Linked DNA regions of Homo sapiens: region 2 is linked to region 1. Evidence: chromatin contacts called from ENCODE Hi-C or POLR2A ChIA-PET data. All regions are on one chromosome and are shown on one strand. Each heading gives the region's core, a stretch centred on a gene start or an enhancer-like site at or near the end of the contact. The rest is flanking DNA. Distances are from core to core; before and after follow the strand shown. Region 1 overlaps KIF1B (kinesin family member 1B). Region 2 overlaps UBE4B (ubiquitination factor E4B).

Region 1 (5,071 bases), core at 1,039-3,538:
GCTGGGCTGTGTCCAGTGACCTTTCAGCCTTTCCCCTATGGAAACTTGTGACACAATCACCAGTGTTGAGTATATGGAAGTCTCCTCCACAAGTACAATATAATATTTTCAAATACTTGTTGGGTATTATTGACTATTATCTTGCCAGCATGGAGACAGTCAGGATTTCTAGGTATGACATTTGAACAATCTCAAGAATAAAACTGATTCTTTTTTTTTGAGACGGAGTCTCGCTCTGTTGCCCAGGCTGGAGTGCAGTGGTGCAATCTCGGCTCACTGCAACCTCCGCCTCCCGGGTTCAAGCAATTCTCCTGCCTCAGCCTCCTGAGTAGCTGGGATTACAGGTGCCCGCCACCACGCCCGGCTAATTTTTGTATTTTTAGTAGAGACGGGGTTTCACCATGTTGGTCAGGCTGGTCTCGAACTCCTGACCTCGTGATCTGCCCACCTCAGCCCCTCAAAGTGCTGGGATGACAGGCGTGAGCCACCGCACCCGGCCTGAAACCGATTCTTTATTGACTAGTCTCATTTGAGCTGAGGAAGTTGATAAATCTACATGAATAGAGTGCGAAGCAGCCCATGCCGTGTTACTACTTTGGTATCATTCTCTCATGCCAAAGACTTGAGTTTATAATCCAGCAAGAGCTTTTTCCCTCCCTCCCCCTGTGTAGTCTCACTCAATTCTTGCTAATTTTTTTTTCTGCTTTAGCGGATGAAGAAGCTCCTGATTATGGCTCTGGAATTCGACAGTCAGGAACAGCTAAAATATCTTTTGATAATGAATACTTTAATCAGGTGAGAAACCGTCAGGAAGAAGGAAAACCCTGTGGAAAGAGAAAGAATGTTCAGCATTGGAGATCAGTTCTCCTGTAAAACTGAAAAATACAGGGTGCTGGTTGCCACAGAGTAGTTCAATAGAATATGGGACATGTCTAACAATTATGAAGGTAAAGGTGTATAGACTCAATATTCATATTTTATTCATTGCCTTTCCTCAGACAGCCCTCAGTCCATATAATTTTCCAGTCACTATTATTTGTTGGACAGATAAACAGAAGTAAGGCAACTGGGGAAAAATACGTTTTTATACTACTTTACCATGTATCTGCCCCTGCCTTTTTTTCAGAGTGACTTTTCGTCTGTTGCAATGACTCGTTCTGGTCTGTCCTTGGAGGAGTTGAGGATTGTGGAAGGACAGGGTCAGAGTTCTGAGGTCATCACTCCTCCAGAAGAAATCAGTCGAATTAATGACTTGGGTATGTAGACATAGTTTACTGTGCTTGGGGACATTTTCGACAAAGGGAAAATATTGACCATTATCAAGGGACATAGTGGCCTTCATCAACTAGGAATGGAAAGCATGCCCAACTCCCTCCTCTTTGCATTATTTGAACCATCTGTGTCTTCATTTGACCCTCTTTAGATTTGAAGTCAAGCACTTTGCTGGATGGTAAGATGGTAATGGAAGGGTTTTCTGAAGAGATTGGCAACCACCTGAAACTGGGCAGTGCCTTCACTTTCCGAGTAACAGTGTTGCAGGCCAGTGGAATCCTCCCAGAGTATGCAGATATCTTCTGTCAGTTCAAGTAAGCTGCCCCTTTGCTCTGCCTCCCAGCTAGCTGCTAACCGAGGTGACATCTCTTGTGCACTGTAGAGTGCTTTACATGTGTGAGGGATTAACACTCTTGAGACAAAGACTGATCAGTCTCTGAAGGAAAATACTTTCATCACTCCTATGGGAGTGAGAACCAGAAACCTGTCCTGGAATGCAACAGGGTTCCCTGGCAGGAGGAGCATGCTGCACATCCTGCTGCAGGGCTCTGCTGTGAGCGGTCCCCCTTTACCAGGAATGTAGGGTCTGATCACATAAGCCTGTTGATGAGTCTTTCTAGTCCTCTTCATGTTGAAATGTCTTATTAATAAGCCTGAAAGCAATGACTTATCTAGCTAGCAATTACGCCTATTTAATACTCGGGAAAAGGAAAATTTAAACAATGTAAAGAAGGATAAATTCTACATCAACTGAAAAAAGCTAGTATGTAGGGAAGATGTGATACCTCTCATTTCTCATCTACATAGGACTTGCTCTTTCCCGCGGCCCTCTCAAACCCTGTGCTCTGGATGCTTTCTTCTCAAGACTGCCCCAGGAAAACATTTTTTTGTGAATCTTCAGTTTTAATACCTCCAAACTTCAATTTGTCTTTTCAGTACTTGGAAAGGGCCACAGTACAAGAGACTGAAGTGTGACCCCTCCATACCTACCGCCCTCAGTTTGCCACTGGTGCCACCAAGAGGCTGCTTTGGGTTCTGCCATCCCTCTCCCCTCAGAATGTGCCTTGGCCGTCCCATGGGTCCTAGTGCAGTTTATAAAGCTTTTGTATAGGTTTTATCACAGAAAATTGAGTCAAATGTGATTTAAATTAAATGTGATCACTATATAGTAAGCCACTAATATCATTTGCTACAAGTCATAGTTGTTGGAATATTACCCATTGAGCATTGATTTCACCTATTTAATGTGTTTTCACTCATACCCTCAAACTTAGGGCAGGATAGTGTTCACCAGATGAATCTGTTTTTTGGAACTGTTGCTATTATTCTAATCAGGCAACTGATACGTTTTATGGAAAACATCTATTTGGTTAACTGATGTCTGAAGTGACAATAATAGTGAGTTGACCTTTGTCCTACAATCTCCTAAAAAGAGCAGCATCTCTACCTGGTGTTAGCTCTGGGGAAAAGGGCATGTTGCTTCTGTTGAAAGCAGCCTCAAAGGCGTCCTGTGTTTTTATAGTCGCTCCTCTGGCCTGTGCCGGGAAGGTATGGCTGCAGAGCACTGTGAATGAGTTCACCTGTCGTCAGGGAACCCCAGGAATGCTGCGGTGCCAGCAATACAGGAATCAGGGATTTGGAGCACTTGGCAAAAGCATGCTAGTGTTCTCAGACGGGTGAACTAATTTGGAAGACAACAAGTTCATATTACCAGTCTGTCTGTCCCCCCAGTTGAAAATAGTTTCTTTTTCTCCATTTTTTCTTGATGGAAGGGGTGTCCTTCTGATGGATTTTTCTATCTGGCAGTAAATCTTTGTGTTGGGTCCTCTTTAACTGTGCAGTTCTTTTTATTTCAGACTAATAATAGGGAGAGAGAGAGAGAGAACGATAACATCTCACTATCTGTGAAAATAACTAAATATAGCCCATTGTTTTAACAAATCTTTCCAGAGTATCTTCTGTGTGTCGAGACCTGTGGGAAAACGCTTGCTGTCTGGGGGAGAGAGGCATATAAATACATTATTACAGTGAAATCATTGCTATTAAGGAAAAAAACATTACTAGTAATGTGGGAACACAAAGCTGCCAGGGTAAGTCAGGAAAGACTGCCTGGAAGAGGTGACATTTGAATCCACAACAGACTCTTATGTAACTATGCCATCCACAGGCTCTCGCACTAACTGTGGAAGCTTGAGTCTGCTAAATTTTGTCTGTACAAAATGACATTGTTTTTATTTTTAGTAAAAAGCTTTTACAAAGGAAGAGGAGTTAATTGAATGTACTTCTTCACTCTCTCTAAAGCATTCTTGCATATACCTCCATATAGCTAAGTGATCAGGGTCAGTTAATTTTTCAGTCATTTTTGAAATAAAATCTAAAATGCCCTCTGTGCAATATGGAAAAGGTTCTTGACAAGGAAAGTAAATAACTTAAAGAATCTGCTTAAGTGGAATGCTTCTTTCTGTAGGATCCACATTGGGCTCTTGAAAGAGATTCTGATAAAACCGTTTAATGCATTGTTCACGAGTCTTTTTATTTTTTTTATGAAGCTTTTTGCATCGCCATGATGAAGCATTCTCCACGGAGCCCCTCAAAAACAATGGCAGAGGAAGTCCCCTGGCCTTTTATCATGTGCAGAATGTAAGTGACATGGACCTTTTTGCCAAACATATGTTTTTCTGGTACCTTGGCTTTCTCAGCCCGGGAAGGGTGATAAGAAGAGGTACAAGTCACTGGCTGTGCAGGGGGAGAGTAGACAATAGAGGGCGTGGCTAGAGTGGTGAGGTCATCCACAGCGGCCTGAGCAGCAAGCCTTCTTGTCTGTGTTACAGTGGGCCTAGTGAATGTGGGTTCGTCTGCCAATAAAATCTTCCATCAGTTTGAATGCAATGAGTTGTTTTAGTGTTTCTGTCCTAGAAAAATAAGCATGCTTAATAAGAGTTTTATTAAAGTGAATGCATTGTCCTTTAAACCCTAAGATACTTATGTTGCTCGATTGCAAATAACATAAAAAATATCAAATACCTTCTGTAGCTAAATTAAGATTTAGATCTGTTTTCCTTGCAACTGATAGTATAATTAACACATTAATGCCCTTTACAACTGTATTCCTACGTGGAGTAAGAAAACAGACCCTTCCCTCTCTTACGTGAAATTTCATTCAAACTCTATTCCAAAGTCATTATCCTCATCACAATAGCTAATATTCACTGAGAGTTTATTTTGTGTTAGTCACTGTTCTGAGAGTTTTTGTGTAATTTAATCTTTACCTTTATACCATAGATTAAGATAATCCCTGTGTTAGCTGAGATGACTGAAGCATAGAGCAATTAAAGTCACTCATCAGGCTGGGCGCAGTGGCTCATACCTGTCCCGGCACTCTGGGAGGCCGAGGCAGGTGGATCACTTGAGGTCAGGAGTTTGTGACCAGCCTGGCCAACATGGTGAAATCCCATCTGAGACACGAGAATTGCTTGAACCCAGGATGGGGGGGTTGCAGTGAGTTGAGATTGTGCCACTGCACTCCAGCCTGGGCAAGAAAGCGAGACTCCCATCTCAAAAAAAATAAAAAAGTAATAATAAAAATAAAGTTACTCATCAGTGTTACAAGAGGCAGAGATAGGACTTAAGCTCAGAGAAATTTAGCTCTGGTATTCAGGATATTCACTACTACATGAAACTGTCTCTCATTCTCTTGCTAACCATGTCTGCTCTCTAAAGTAAGAGAGGAAAGGAGAACTTCAAAGATGGAACAAGCAAACACAAAATATGCCATCTTCTTTTTCATGTTGGTATAAAT
Region 2 (4,688 bases), core at 1,336-3,835, 220 kb before region 1:
CTTTGAGAGGCCAAGGCAGATGGATTGCCTGAGCTCAGGACTTCATGACCAGCCTGGGCAACATGGTGAAACCCTATCTCTACTAAAAATACAAAAAATTAGCTGGGCATGGTGGCACGCACCTGTAATCCCAACTACTGGGGAGGCTGAGGCACGAGAATTGCTTGAACCCGGGAGGTGGAGGTTGCAGTGAGCTGAGATCACGCCACTTCACTCCAGCCTGGGCAACAGAGCAAGACTGTCTCAAAAAATAATAATAATACTAAATAAATAAAAATTCACAAACATAACATTACATTTATTTATTCTAGGTGTTCTTATGTTATTTTGTATGCCATAACCATATGTTTTTGAAACTTTTCAAAAAGAAGGAAAATTATATACATGTACCAAAACTTTAAAAAACGTTCCTTGATTAAAATTAATAAGCCCTCAGCCACTACTAATATTTTTTCCCCCAATTTAGATGAGGCATAAAGAAACATATAATACGGCCAGGCGTGGTGGCTTACATCTGTAATCCCAGCACTTTGGGAGGCCAAGGCAGGTGGATCACCTGAGGTTAGGAGTTTGGGACCAACATGGTGAAACCCCATCTCTACTAAAAATACAAAAATTAGCCAGGCGTGGTGGCAGGCGCCTGTAGTCCCAGCTACTTGGGAGGCTGAGCAGGAGAATCACTTGAACCCGGGAGGCGGAGGTTGCAGTGAGCCGAAATTGCGCCACCATACTCCAGCCTGGGCAACAGAGCGAGACTCCATCTCTAAAAAACAACAAACAACAACAAAAAAAACATATAATACTTCTTTTTTATTTTTATTTATTTATTTATTTTTAAGAGACAGAATCTCACTCTGTTGTCTAGGCTGGAGTGCTCACTATAACCTCAAACTCCTGGGCTCAGGCAGTCCTCCTGCCTCAGCCTTCCAAGTAGCCAGGACTCCAGGCACACACCATCTTGCCCAGTTGATATTTTCATCTTTTGTAGAGACAGAGTCTTGCTGTGTTGCCCAGACTGGTCTTCAACTCTGGGCCTCAAGTGATCCTCCCACCTCAGCCTGCCAAAGTGCTGGTATTGCAGGCGTGAGCCACCGTGCCTGGCCATGCTTCCTTTTTTCAGTGCTTCATTTTTAAAGGGCTCTATGTAGGAAAAGATGAATTCTTTGAAAATTCCCATAGTGTCTCATTAAAAAGACCAAAAAGTGATTACTATTGGTAAGAAGGGTTAGCTTTCGCCTGAAACTATTTTGCAGAATATTTGGGAGATGTCAAGTTTGACTTTTGACTGGGCAGTTGTTGCTGACATGACATTTCACGTGCCTCTGTAGTGAGTTGACTTCATCACCGTCCCTAATGTTCATGGGTCCACAGGTCCTTGCAGCAGCCGTCCTTCCTAGTGCCGTATATGCTGTGTAGGAATCTCCCATATGGCTTCATTCAGGAACTGGTGAGAACCACTCACCAGGATGAAGAAGTGTTCAAGCAGGTACGGTCGTATGAGTTTGCTCTTGCAAATTTTAGCCTGAGAGCCTCTATGTCGAGGCTAATTTCTGACCATTGAAAACTTTTGCCTGAATTCGAACATCCATGTGTTATTAGAGAGAAGGCCTACCCAATATTCTTTTGAGGAAATCAGATTGACAGCTGCATTGTTCAAATCATGTGCCCATTTCAACGAATCAGTCAAACATCTATCTTCTAAACAAGGTCTGCACTAGGTGCTTCGGGCAATATGAAAAAAATATGTAAGGCCCCGTTCCTGATTTCAAGGAGCTTTTAAAACAAGAATACCCAGAGACGGCATAAGGCATGATATGCATTTGCCAGATAAGTAGTGTCAAAAATTCATTCTCTGAGTTTGTAAGATTAACTTAATGACCATATTAGCTCATTGGCAGCCTGCATGCCATATAGAATCTTTGTCTTCTTCCCACTAGGAAAGATGTCTCATATCTTCCTAATTATTTCATTTGGTATTTATACATTGTTTTGGTATCTCATTGTGTAAAGCCAGGTGAAAATGCAGATATGTAGTGCTTAAAAATAAAGCTGTGTACGTAGTCTTGAAGGTTTCTTCCAAGGTGAAACTTTGTTGTTAACATTGCTGTTTGAAGGACCTGTTTGGGAAAGTAAGCACTTTGCCTTTAGCAACTGTCACACAAGTTTTTTCCCTGATGAAAGGGCTTTTATCAAATTTTCTTACAGTTTGCTGTATCATCACTTCCTTTTTTGTGACTACAGAGAATAACAGAGGCAATAGCTATAATTGGTATGATTCCTTTCACTCTGTTTTATACCTAAGATTATTTATAACTGTTAATTTTAAGACCTTTGAATTCTTGGGAATTGTGTTTTCAGCAGTCTTCAAAATATTTGTAAAAGAAGCAGCCAGGATCCAAGAATAAAAATTCCAGTTAGTGTTGTGTATTCTGTCTGGAATTCACTAGCTGTTTATCTTAGGTGATGATCTTACTGACTAATGGAAATATTAATGGCAACATAGTGAGCTTTTCTTCTCTAGAAGGGTAAGTGAACTCTCAGGAAAATAAATCACTGTCGGCCGGGCGCAGTGGCTCACGCCTGTAATCTCAACACTTTGGGAGGCTGAGGCGGATGGATCGCCTGAGGTCAGGAGTTCGAGACCAGCCTGGCCAGCGTGGTGAAACCCGGTCTCTACTAAAAATGCAAAAATTAACTGGGTGTGGTGACGGGTGTCTGTAATCCCAGCTACTTGGGAGGCTGAGGTAGGAGAATTGCTTGAACCAAGGAGACGAGGTTGCAGTGAGCCGAGATTACACCACTGCATTCCAGCCTGGGTGACAGAGCAAGACTGTCTCAAAAAAAAAAAAAAAAAAAAAAAAAATTACTGTCTTGGAAGGTTTGAGTGATGCACTACATTAAAGAGGTAATGGGTAGTAATTAGAATACTTTTCCTATTCAAGAAGATACCATTTGAGGAATCGAGTAGTTCTCTCTATATAAAATCAGCCCAGTGACCAGCTGAAAGGGGTATATTGAGCCTACTTTATTCATAAACAAACTTACACAAGAGGTTATGAAATGACCTCTGGGTGTTTTTTGTTTGTTTGTTTCCCCATCACCAGCTTTGGACAGAGAAGTCCTGCATTTTTTAAATTAAGATGAAATTCATATAACATCAAACCACCGTTGTTGTTTTGTTTTGTTTTGTTTTGTTTTTTGAGATGGAATTTTGCTCTTGTTGCCCAGGCCTAAGTGCAATGGCATGATCTCGGCTCACTGCAACCTCCGCCTCCCGGGTTCAAGCGATTCTCCTGCCTTAGCCTCCCAAGTAGCTGGGATTACAGGCGCCTGCCACCACACCCAGCTAATTTTTTGTATTTTTATTAGAGACGGGGTTTCACCATGTTGGCCAGACTGGTGTTGAATTCCTGATGTCAGGTGATCCACCCGCCTCAGCCGCCCAAAGTGCTGGGATTACAGGCATGAGCCAGCACACCTGGCCTCAAGCCATCATTTTGAAGTGTACAATTCAGTGGCATTTACTACATTCACAGTGTTATACGACCACCACAGACCTGTTTATTCTATTAATTAATTAATTAATTTTGAGGGTGAGTCTCTCTCTGTTACCCAGGCTGGAGTGCAGTGGCGCCGTCTCAGCTCACTGCAACTTCCACCTTCTGGGTTCGAGCGATTCTCCTGCCTCAGCCTCCCAAGTAGCTGGGATTATAGGAGCGTACCACCATGCCCAGCTAATTTTTGTATTTTTAGTAGAGATGAAGTTTTGTCATGTTGGCCAGGCTGGTCTTGAACTCTTGGCCTCAAGGCTGGTCTTGAACTCTTGGCCTCAAGTGGTCCGCCCACCTCGGCCTCCCAAAATGCTGGGATTACAAGTGTGAACCACAGCGCCTGGCCCAGACCTGTTTGTTTTTAATCCCAGAATTCTGCTGACTTTTCAGCCACTCAGTGTTGAATACTCTTTGTCTTTTCTTATGTGCTACCATGTGTTTTATCTAGAGAGGAATGATAACTGGGATGGAGCTGTTGGACTGCAAAGCAGCATTTTACCTTTTTGTCTTGAAAGAGTGGCAAATGTGAATTATTAAATCTTTGACTGAAATATCTACCTCCTTTTAATGTTTGAGAAATGTTCACAGATAAATAAATAGCAGCTAGAATTTAGGACTGGAGGTGGATACTTACAGTATTTTTAATCAGTGCTAGGAGGTATTCATTTGAAAATTGAAGAATTATTTAAAATATATAGGTCAGGCCAGGCATGGTGGCTCACGCCTGTAATCCTAGCACTTTGGGAGGCCGAGGCAGGTGGATCGCCTGAGCTCAGGAGTTCGAGACCAGGCTGGGCAACATGGCAAAACCCCATCTCTACTCAAAATACAAAAAATTAGCTGGCGCAGAAGTGCATGCCTGTAGTCCCAGCTACTTGGGAGGCTGAGGCAGGAGAATCTCTTGAACCCGAGTGATGGAGGCTGCATTTAGCTGAGATCGCGCCACTGCACTCCAGCCTGTGCGACAGAGTGAAATTGTGTCTGGAAAAAAGAAAAAGAAAAAGAAAAAGATTATGCTTAGTAATATTTTACCTGTGCAATGCACAAAAGGATAACTATACAAGAAAGTGTAATTATATTTTACTTGTAGCCTCCCTAAAAAAATTTGGAGATTTTTCAGGACAACCAGTTATGAAC

Evidence for each region. Hi-C counts contacts between places; a loop is a spot of excess contacts on that map. ChIA-PET counts read pairs that join two places held with the same protein, here RNA polymerase II (POLR2A). Pooled maps may share reads with other maps.
Region 2: a map of GM12878 shows a loop between it and region 1 (2.5-fold over the local background). The contact joins two enhancer-like sites. A Hi-C loop is called at or near these places in 2 of 168 maps with a recorded cell type or tissue (GM12878 and mesothelial cell of epicardium), 3 of 37 single-sample maps with no recorded cell type and 4 of 50 pooled maps. POLR2A ChIA-PET finds 5 or more read pairs at or near these places in 1 of 52 experiments (activated CD4-positive, alpha-beta T cell).

The regions. Positions count from the first base shown.
Region 1 is chr1:10,335,948-10,341,018 of GRCh38, forward strand. It overlaps KIF1B (kinesin family member 1B), which reads left to right. Exons shown (of 49, transcript NM_001365951.3): 29 at 710-795; 30 at 1,127-1,256; 31 at 1,424-1,586; 32 at 3,822-3,912. Among named protein-coding and RNA genes, the nearest start is that of PGD, 61 kb to the right of the region's middle. Within about 2 kb of position 2,289, at least 7 of the 41 ENCODE cell types and tissues checked have a DNase peak (open chromatin) inside an H3K27ac peak, as active enhancers do.
Region 2 is chr1:10,120,591-10,125,278 of GRCh38, forward strand. UBE4B (ubiquitination factor E4B) reads left to right here. Exons shown (of 28, transcript NM_001105562.3): 10 at 1,372-1,486. Among named protein-coding and RNA genes, the nearest start is that of KIF1B, 88 kb to the right of the region's middle. Within about 2 kb of position 2,586, at least 4 of the 41 ENCODE cell types and tissues checked have a DNase peak (open chromatin) inside an H3K27ac peak, as active enhancers do.